2 separate regions of the Mus musculus genome follow, and region 1 is linked to region 2. Evidence: chromatin loops called from intact Hi-C (ENCODE). Cell type or tissue: left cerebral cortex. All regions are shown on one strand. Each heading gives the region's core, and the rest is flanking DNA. Links, peaks and the distances in the headings are about the cores only.

Evidence for each region. Hi-C counts contacts between places; a loop is a spot of excess contacts. Peaks named below come from ENCODE experiments on the same cell type or tissue, not always from the same donor. Only the 100,000 strongest peaks of a DNase experiment are listed, where the experiment ranks them.
Region 1: a loop joins it to region 2, with 6 times the contacts of the local background. A loop is called at or near these places in 37 of 42 quality-filtered maps.

What each region holds. Positions count from the first base shown.
Region 1 is chr17:47,591,523-47,596,892 of GRCm38, forward strand. It overlaps Ccnd3 (cyclin D3), which reads left to right and starts at 1,945. Exons shown (of 5, transcript NM_007632.2): 1 at 1,945-2,330; 2 at 3,212-3,427. The coding sequence starts at 2,133. In left cerebral cortex, for the core only: no CTCF peak of the experiment used is centred there; DNase peaks (open chromatin) are centred at 1,962, 2,551, 2,576, 2,598 and 2 more places; H3K4me3 peaks cover 2,550 bases; H3K27ac peaks cover 1,119 bases.
Region 2 is chr17:47,508,140-47,513,509 of GRCm38, forward strand. It overlaps a transcript of Ccnd3 not described here. Among named protein-coding and RNA genes, the nearest start is that of Taf8, 8.5 kb to the left of the region's middle. In left cerebral cortex, for the core only: a CTCF peak has its summit at 3,208 (motif pointing right); DNase peaks (open chromatin) are centred at 1,081, 3,147 and 3,638; H3K4me3 peaks cover 737 bases; H3K27ac peaks cover 2,303 bases.

The sequences.
Region 1 (5,370 bases), core at 80-5,079, 83 kb after region 2:
CTAGCCTGGGTGCCGTAAGACCCTTGTCTCAAAAAGTGTCCCCTCCCTCATTCGTTAAGTGTAAAGCTTGATGTATAAACATGGTGGTACGAATTTGTAATCCCAGCACTTGGGAAACTGAGGCACGAAGCTGGAGAATTCGAGGTCAGCTATAAAATAAGACAAACTGTTTCAACGAGGAGAGAAACCACTGGGGCAGTGACCTTCTGTGACTGAAGCAATCCCATCATGCCTCCTTCCTGTATGAAAAGCCATCCCCATATGTGGATTCTGACCCCTTGCTCAGCGCAAGACTAGTGTGTAGACCAGTGTGTAGACTAGTGTGTAGACCAGTGCATAGTCCAGTGTGTAGACTAGTGTGTAGATGGATCTCACTGCTTATATATTGTCCTGTGCTTTCCTGGGGCTCACTTGGGCTGAGCAGAGAGAGCAGTGTCTTAGTGGTGGGCTTTCTTCTTTCTTTCCCTCCTTTCCTCTTTCCTGCCTTCCTTATTACATCCTTTTTTCCCTTGATTTTTGTTTTTGAGACATAGTCTCATGATATTAGCTCCTCCTGACCTAGAACTCTTATTTAGACTAGGCTGGCTTTGAACTCAAAGAAATCTGCTTGCCTCTGTCTTCAAAGTGCTGGGATTAAAGGGGTGCTCTGTCATGCCTGTCTTCCTTCCTTCCTTCCTTCCTTCCTTCCTTCCTTCCTTCCTTGTTATTTGAGTCATCTGACATGGGTCTGGCTGGCCTGGAATTCTCCATGGGCTATTATCATTTGGTTTGCTTGGTTTTGTGATAAAATCTTATATAGCCCAGGCTGCTCCTGAACTCATTAGGAAGCAGACAGTGACCTTAATCTTCTGATCGTTTCTGGGTTCTGCAGTGCTGGGGATTGAGCCCTGGGCTCTGAGCATGCTAAGCAAGAGCTCTACCACCTGAGATATATCTGCAGCCCACCCCCTGCCACCGTGTGTGTGTGTGTGTGTGTGTGTGTGTGTGTGTGTGTGTGTGTGGAGAGAGAGAGAGAGAGAGAGAGAGAGACTCTAGGCAGGCCTTGAATTGTCTGTATAGTGGATAGTGGATCCTGGTGTTAAGCCAACACTTCCCTGGGTCTGAGATTACTGGCTTGCTCCACCACAGCCAGCACCAAATGGCTTTTTATATGCTGATTTTGACCAACACTGCTCACACCTCCGTTGGTGCAACGCAGTGTCCCATTCAGCAGACCTGAGAAACTGCATTTCTTCTTTTGCTTTTTATTTTCGTTGTGTATGTGCATGAAGGTGTGTGCGCACATGCTACATACAGCCTTGGTGTAGAAGTCAGAGGACAGCTTATGGGAGTTGCTCTCTTCTCTTCCATCATGTGGGTCCCAGGGATCACACTCAGGTTGCCAGACTTGATGCCAGGATAGTTTACCCTCTGAGCCATTGAATCGGACAGAAACTACATGCTCCCAGATGCTGCTGCAGATCTGCGCAATTCGTTAAAGTAGACGAGATTCTAAGTCAAGTTTCCCGACGGACCAACAATGAGATCTTTGCAGCTACTATTGTGCCTCAGTATCATGGTCTGCAAAATAAAGCCCAACTCGAGGCCATTCCTAGAAGCCACTTTAGGGTAGGAGTGACCCAACTATGTACAAAGTTATGACCACATTCCCTAGAGCAATGAAATATGACGTATACACGAAGGAATAACTTTTGGCGCCTAGTTCTTTCCTGGGTGGCTAGAATCGCGACGGGGCCCATTGATGGGGAAGAGGGCACCCTTCCAGAAAGTTCTCTCTACCCTCTTGGTCAGAAGGGACCCGAGGGCCCGGAAGCGTGCGGGCCGGAGCCCAGCGGACCAATGGGGCTGCGGGGAGGGAGGGAGGGTATAGCGCCCGCCAGCCCTTTCCGACTGCGGCCCCGCCCCTTAGAACGTTGTGACGTAGGAGCATTCCACGGTTGCTACATCGTCGCGAGGGGCGGGGCGCCTGTCAGGGAAGCGGTGCGCGCGGGTGGCGGGCGGGCTGGGGCTTCTCCGCACAGTGCCAGCGCCAGCGCCAGACCCGCCCGCACCCCGCGCTCTCCCTCACGCGCGTCGCTTCTCCTAGGACTCGCTAACCCGCACTCTTGCTCTCACCCGTGAGCCATCGCAGGATGGAGCTGCTGTGTTGCGAGGGCACCCGGCACGCGCCCCGGGCCGGGCCCGACCCGCGGCTGCTTGGGGACCAGCGTGTCCTGCAGAGTTTACTCCGCCTGGAGGAGCGCTACGTGCCGCGAGCCTCCTACTTCCAGTGCGTGCAAAAGGAGATCAAGCCGCACATGCGGAAGATGCTGGCATACTGGATGCTGGAGGTAAGGCCCGAACGGGTCCCCTCTCCTCACCCCACCCCCACCCCCGGCTCTGGGACAAATTGAACTTTCCCTGTCGGATCTTTGCGATCCCGACCACAATCTGCAAGATGCTTTGGCGGCCCAGACTACTGGGGCCTGGCCTTTTCACACAGGCGCCCTAAGCAGCTGCCTGCGTTCTGTCCCTTTCCTTTCCCCAATCCTGATCGGCTTCTTCTGTGATTTCCAGTCACTTGGCACTGTAACTAAACTTCACTTTGGGTCGGGAAAGCGGGCTAAGGGCCACTCTTTCCCCAGTGGCTTTCCTCGGTGTCTCCTGCTTCCTTCTTCACCCGGTGCTCTCTGGAGGGCGCGTTTGGAAAACCCTGGCCTCGGCCGCCTTAGCCCCAGAACTGGTTCCTGTGTCTATCGCGGGGTTCTGGCGGGGGAAACTGGTGGGTGGGGGTGGCGCAGGCTCGGTTCCGGTCCACAGGGAAATGAAAAGTGCGGGAGACCGCGGCAGGAGTTCCCTCCCTTCCCCCTGGGAGTGTGTGTGCAGTGGGTGGCGGTAATGAGGGTAAGGTCCCAATTCTCTCTAGGTGACCCTTCCGTCCCCCTTCCGCTCGCCGTGGGGGAGGGGAGTCTGGAATCCTTCGTGAGCATGGGCTTCTCTTTTACACCCCCTACTCCGGGGTGGGGAAGAGACCATGCAGAGGAAGTGGGGGGGTCACCTTGGGGAGGGCACATCCTCCTCGGTTATTGATACTTGTCGCTCTAAGTTTATCCCTTCTCGGTTTATTTTTTGCTTCGCATTCCACTCTCCCTCCACCCCCCACCCCCACTTCTCCACGCTGCCGTGTTTCACTTGGTCCTTCCCTAGCAATGACTCGTGCGCCCTCCCTCAGGTGTGTGAGGAGCAGCGCTGCGAGGAGGATGTCTTCCCTCTGGCTATGAACTACCTGGATCGCTACCTGTCCTGCGTCCCCACCCGAAAGGCGCAATTGCAGCTTCTAGGTACCGTCTGCCTGTTGCTGGCCTCCAAGCTGCGCGAAACCACGCCCCTGACTATTGAGAAGCTTTGCATCTATACGGACCAGGCTGTGGCTCCATGGCAGTTGCGGGTGCGTGCGGAATCCTCCCCCCCCCCCCCCGCCCCTCCACCAAACATACGATCGCCCTATGTACTAGTAAAAGAAAAGCCAAGCTCACTCCCTCACCCACCAACCCTCCCTTCGCCCCTGGCTGGTATTTTGGGACAAAGGCCTTGTAGTGTGGTCGTGGTGCTTCGGTTGCAAGCTTAAAACTAAATGAATCCCTTTCCTCTGGCCGCAGTGGGGTTCCACTCCTAACTCGCCCCCCCCCCCCCCAATAGCAACAAGTCCAATTGCGGGTCTATACACCAGTACTTTGCCTCTGGGTTTACACAGCCACCGTGAGTTATTTATTGGCAGCAGCAGGGCATGTCTGCACACCCCCACCGGAGTGGAATGTGCTTCACGTGGGGGAGGGGGCTGCCTTGCATGAGCCTTTATCCCCGTGTGGACTTTGTGATGGAAAAGCCTCCCGGAGCTGATTAAAGCCAGGCCCTGCTCGCTGGAAGGAAGCGCTGAGGTGTTTTCATCCCTTTCCCTCCTATCCCCGAAGACACCGCTCTTTTCTAAACCCTCCCTTTCTTGTCTTCCTTCTGAAAAACTCGAGCAGCTGCTCTGGGCCCGTGGAAGAGTTTCTCCCTTTGCTGCTCAGCCAAAGGCCAGAGCCGAGACAGACAGGGAGCTGAGCTGCAGCTGCTTCCGATGTGATAATGATGCCGGTCCCCTGGCCCTCCCACTCAGACCAAGGGCTTTCATAACCCTGTGGGGAGCTGCTGTCACTCCTGTGGTTTGGGAAGTGGCTCCTTGGGGCCTCTTGCTGGGAACTTGGGCTGGGCTCCTCCAGGCGGGGCAAAAAAAAAAAAAAAAAAAAAAAAAAATCGGTTGGGTTCTGCCCTGCCCCGGAGGAGTCTAGGGAGGAGGTGGATCTGCTTGGATCTGGAAGGGAGCTTGAACGTCATCTCCCACAGGGTCTGGGGGAGAGGGTGGGTGAGCTGGCACCTCCCTCCACCTTGTTCTGTGGCTGGCCAAGCCTTCTCTGACCCTGAGAGGAGTCTCTGGGCCCCATCTCCTAGGGAGGAGGGCAGCAGGCAGACTCCTGTGATTGGCTGGCTGGGAAGCTAGGGTACTGGGGCCCCTGACTGCTGTGAGTCGGGGAACTGGATTCCTCTTCCTGTCAAGCAGCTCTCACGGATGGGAGGCCTGAGTTGGGAATCCGGGAGGCCCCACAGCTCTTTGTGATGAATCTAGTTTCCAGAGCCAGGGAGCACGATGTTTTTGAGGGATTGAGGCTGGGAGGTAGGAGACTTACTCTTTGTGAAGAGATTAAGGGTGGTCTACATGGCTGTGTGTGAGGGGAGTTTTTCAGAATAGGCAAAGCCCTCCTTCTCCTGCTCGAGGCCCTGAGCTGAGAGTGGCCTGCGGTCAGAGTTGTGAGGGACTCCAAGAACTCCAGCAGTCTAAATCCACACAGCAGAGCAGAGGCCCCAGAAAGGAGGGGAAAATCCGACCAGAGCGCCTTGAAGGCAGGGATGGGTTGCTGCTGCCAGCTCCTCTGATCTTGGGGTAGGGCTGGGGTTTTTCATGTCATCTGGATACAGGGGAGCGTGCCCACCTAGTGAGGACTCCCACACTCCTGGTTGCCATTGGGGTGCCCCTTTAGAGGCTGGATGCTATTTGGTTATTAGGATAGAGCCCAGGGTGCAAGCTTCAAGCTTCCTTGCCTTACTTCTGGCTCTAGTCCAGGCTGTTTCTGTGGGGTTCTGTAAGAAGCCTGGGGCTGACACCTAGGTCATGGGACAAAGAAGAGGGACAGCTGTCACTGGGGGGGTCCTGGAAGATACTGGGTGGGGCTGACATTTCTACCTCAGTGAGGAGTCAAACCCATGAGTTCCTTCCTGAGATAAAACAATGAAGAAATCCTCCTGTGTGCAACTCGGAAGTGCAGCTCGGGCCAGGGCTAGGAACTTCATATG
Region 2 (5,370 bases), core at 260-5,259:
GTACCCTTGAGAAACCACAAGAGGAAGTTTAGGGCGGATTGTGGGTGGGGAAAGTTCTGGGACCTCTGCCAAGTTTCCCTTTCCCTGCTGAACGGTAGGTGTGTTTATTTTGCCCACAGACTTTTAAAGTTTAAATCCTCTGCGTTTCAAAGAGCTGTCAATTCCTGTCCTTGTCCCTGTCCCTGCTGCCGACCTAGGGCACCTTTCCTGCAGTAAGACTGGAGTCTGTGTCTTCTCTGGTCTCAGCCCCTCACTTTCTCCCTAAAGCACCCCTAAAAACCTTTGAACTCTGGGTCATGTGGCTTCAACAACCACTTAGGGGCTCCGTAGTGTTTCTCACCGTAATTCTAGGTGCGCATGTGCGTGCACCTCTGTCCCAGCTTATCATCTTGAAAACCAGCGTCCAGAGAGAGTTCACATAGTCAGACAGCCATGGCTATGTAGAGAGACCCTATACACCAGAAAAGCACAGGCTGTTTTTTCAGATGACCCAGGTTCAATTCCCAGCAACTCACAGTTGTCCATTTGTCACTGCAGTTCAGGGGATTTGATGCCCTTTCCTTCCTTCCTTCCTTCCTTCCTTCCTTCTTTCCTTTCTTTCTTAAATATATATATTTTAAAGATCTATTTATTGTTATATGTAAGTACACTGTAGCTATCTCCAGTCACACCAGAAAAGGGCATTAGCTCTCATTATAGATGGTTGTGAGCCACCATGTGGTTGCTGGGATTTGAACTCAGGACCTTCAGAAGAGGAGTCAGTGCTCTTAACCACTGAGCCTTCTCTTCAGCCCTGAGACCCTTTTTTTTTTTTTTTTTTTTTTTTGAGACAGGGTTTCTCTGTGTAGCCCTGGCTGTCCTGGAACTCACTTTGTAGACCAGGCTGGCCTCGAACTCAGAAATCTGCCTGCCTCTGCCTCCCAGGTGCTGGGATTAAAGGAGTGCCCCACCACCGCCCGGCTCTGAGGTCTTTTTCTTAAGGTCTACAAGTTTTGATCAGGTTTATGTGCTCTGCCACTTTAAGAATTAGGAAGTAGGAAGCAGCTGGTAGTGTCGAGGGAAATCTCAGACTGCAAGCAGACAGCAGCAGACAGAACCAACGGTTGAAGGGCAGGTACTGGGAATGAGGAAACACATGCGGCAGACACACAGAGAAACAGACCCTGCAAGGCAGAGTGCAGACTTGGGAAACAAAAAAATTGAAGGCTGGAGGCCTTTTTAAGTCTCTCAAAAAGTCCTTCTCCCCTAATTTAGGGTTGGTCAATTTGAAAAAAGATAGGATGGTTGATTGGCCTGTAAACCTTCCAGGCTTGAAGTCCATCAGCAGGGGGTCCGGGAGTGGGAGAAGAAACTCAATAAAACTTTTGTTTTAAGCTGCCAGGCTTTTGTCTCAGGTCCTGAGAGTGAAGAAGAGACCTTTCATCTTGGGAATTTGGAATTCACCACCAGTATTACCTAGCTACATCCCCTCACCCTATCTTCCTGCCCACCAGGAGGAAGTCTATGTAACTCTGCTCCTTCTGACCTTCCTGGGCACCAGACACACACACGCACACACACGCACGCACACACACACACACGCACACACACACGCACGCACACGCACACACGCACACGCGCGCACACACACACACACATACACACACACACACACATACACACACACACATACACACACACACACATACACACACACACATACACACACACACATACACACACGCACAGGCACGCACACACGCACAGGCACGCACGCACGCACACACACACACACACACACACACACACACGGTGCACAGACCCAGGTAGAGACAAAACACCAATACACATACAATTTTAAAACAAAAATATAATACGGATGGTACGGTGTGATGTGTGGAGAGGGGGAGGGCTTGGGGTAGAACACAGAGGGAGTCTTTGCAAGTAAATATGTCCCAAGTGCTGGGATTAAAGGCGTGCGCCACCACTGCCGGGCGTATAAGTAATAGTTTTAATTTAAAAGCAAAGGAGAGGGCTGGCGAGATGGCTCAGCGGGTAAGAGCACTGACTGCTCTTCCAAAGGTTCTGAGTTCAAATCCCAGCAACCACATGGTGGCTCACAACCATCCGTAATGAGATCTGACACCCTGTTCTGGAGTGTCTGAAGTCAGCTACAGAGTGCTTACATATAATAAATAAGTAAATCTTTAAAAAACAAAACAACAGCCGGGCGTGGTGGCGCACGCCTTTAATCCCAGCACTTGGGAGGCAGAGACAGGTGGATTTCTGAGTTCGAGGCCAGCCTGGTCTACAAAGTGAGTTCTAAGACAGCCAAGGCTACACAGAGAAACCCTGTCTCGAAAAACCAAAACCAAACCAAACCAAAACAAAAACAAAAGAGAGCTAAGTAGGAAAATAAATAAATGCAGTGGTATTGGAAGTAGTAGTGAATGCTTGTGGTCCCAGCACTCAGGAAGCTGAGGCAGGAGGATCATTGGAAGTTGGAAGGGGCCTAGGCTGTAAAGCTTTCAAGCAAGGCAGCATCAAAAAGTGAAGTTAGACTCCAGAAATTGAAGGAGATACAAGAAGCGTTTAGATGTTTAAGGTAGTTCTGGGATGCATTAGGACGAAACAAAAATGTTTATTTTATTTGTAACTATGTGTCTCTGTGTGTCTGTGTGCATAAATGCAAGGGCCTGAAGTGAGCCACACAGTGTGGGGACTGAACTTGGGTCATCTGCAAGAGCAGGACAAGCTTTTAGCTGGTTCTCTGGCTTTCCAGACCCATACGTTTTTCTTGAGTAGATGGATTTTTTTTGTTTGGTTATGCGTTTTGAATTATTATTATTATTATTATTATTATTGCTTGAGCCTTGCCATATAGCCTCCCCCCAACCCCCGTACTATTGTAAACAGACCTGGCCGTCCTTGAACTTGTAGCAACCCCAGCCTTTTCTTTCTGGGAGCTGGGATTACAGGCATGGAAAGTACCACGCCCACTTGGCAAAAATGTAAGAACTTTCTAACAAATAGCTGTGTGATCCCAGCCTAATGACGTGAGTCCTAGCTACAGGAGTCTAGAGCGCATGCACCTAGGGCCTCTGCCAGAGTGTCAACGCGAAGACTCCACCCCTTTCCGCCTAGAAATTGGGTGACTCACCGAGGCCCCCTTGCGTCATCACTCGGCCTGCCGCTGGCCCCGGCCCATGGTATTCACACTTGGTCCACCAGATGGAGCTATAGCCCAGAGTGTCACTTCAGGGGCCCCCGGATTGGGTGAAGAACCCCACCTGGTCCTTCAGGCGCCAGCTGGTTTCCTGGGACCTCTGTCCCCACCCCATTCCCAGCTGTTTACACAGAGAGCTGTTCTGACCGGACCAGGCAGAATCTCCATAAAATGTGCTCTGGCCCAAGTGTGCAGCGCTGGGAGAAGGTGCTCCTTTGCGCAGGCAGGGGCCCTCCCACAACTCTTCCTGACCTTCCGTCGTCCTTGCCTCCGAGGGACCCAAGTGTCAGCAGGCGCCAGCACATTTTCAGGGAAGCTACTCTGGAATGACCCTTCCTACCTTTCAAAGGGTCTAACACTTACATTGTTGCCTGTTAAGGGCCTCGGAAGCCACACCTTTCTGAAAGAATTAGTTCTCCCTTGTTGGGTAAAATTCCCCAGCAGCCTCTCCTGAGGTTAGAAAGCAGAGACTTAGCCATGCCTCTTTGAAGGTGGGGCTGGTTCTTCCTGTATCCGGGCCAGATCTTATTGCAGCCGGTCAGACCCGTTAAGGGCTATTGCTTGCTTGGCTTGATGGCGCAGGCCTTTAGTCTCAGCACTAGGAAGGCAGAGGCAGGTGGATCTCTGGGAATTTGAAGCCAGCCTGGCCTCCATGGCAAGCTCAGGCCTGCCAGGACTACTGGGCAAGAGCTTGTTTCAGAGACAGAGACAGAGAACTAAGAAGGCCTTACGGTCAGTGGGCTACAGGACACAGCAGACTCGGCCCACAGTGAGCAAGATGGCCACAGTGAACAGCCCTGGAACAGAGTCTGGCTAGTATTTCCAAAGACTTAATAATTCATTCTTTCCTAACCACCGTCAGCTCAAGGGACATAGGAGACAGGCCAAGAAGCCGCTGCACAGAGAAGTTAAGCTTCTTGCTAAGTTTCACACAGCTCAGCTGGCAGACTGATAGGGCTGTTTGGCATCAAATGGGGATTCACCATCCATTTTCATTCTATGGTGGTCGGGCCAGAGAGCAGTCCCTATGGATAAGCTGCCTGGCTTGGTTCTTGCTAGGTTCCTTTCTGGTGTCTGTTTCCTCACCTGTGACCCTTCCCTCATGGTGGCTAGTACCAGCTAAATGTTTACTATATGCTAAGGAGCATCTTAATGGCCTCACAGCCCAATGAAGCAAGCACACACGCTTGCGTGTGTGTGTGTGTGTGTGTGTGTGTGTGTGTGTGTGTGTCTGTGTGTGTCTGTGTGTCTGTGTGTCTGTGTGTCTGTGTGTGTCTGTGTGTATGCTGAGGCTCAAACCTAGGCCTTTGTACATATTGGCAAGTACTCTGTCACTCAGCTACATCCCAGGCAAGACAGGCATTATTCTGCCTTTGCAGGTGAGGAAACGAGGCATAGGATATGGCTGGGTAAAGAGTCTAACCTGCATTCGACTTAAGAGATAATACGAAGTCCTGCCCTGGGCCAGGCAGGCCATGGCTTCTGATGAGTGATAGTTACTGTCTTCTTGACAGCAGAAGTCATTTTCCAGCCTCTACTCCTTAGGGTGGGCATGGGGGTTAATCCCAAACCAGTTTTGGTTTCTTTCTTCATCATCTCGCCTATGACTCCATCTCTCTCTCTCTCACACACACACATATAAACACACACACTTTTTATTTTTTGATACAAGACCTTACTATGCAATTCTGACTGACCTGAAACTCCCTTTTTTAGACCAGGCTGGTCTTGAACTCATAGTGCCTGCCTCCGACTCCCTGGTACTAAGATTAGAAGTATGTGTGCTACTTCTCTTCAGCATGGGTTTTGTTTTGTTTAAGACATGGTTTCACGTAGCCCAGGCTAGCCTTACGCTTCTTCCGCAGTCAAGGATGACCTTGAATTTCTGATCCTCCTCCCTCTCCCTCCCAAGGGCTAAGGTTACAAGGCATGCGCTACCAGACCTAGTTTAAATGGTGCTGCAGATGGATCCCAGGGCTTGGTGTGTGCTCAGCAAATGCTCTACCACCCAGCCCGAGCTCTGGCCTCACAGCCCTTTTTCCTCTAGAGTAAAAATAGACCTGAAAGTTTTGGCCTTTGGGGAGAAGGTTGGACAGAGTCCTTGAAGTTGGGGCAATCCCAGAACCTCCCGATTCTGGCCCCAGCATTTTCTGCTCCAGCCCACC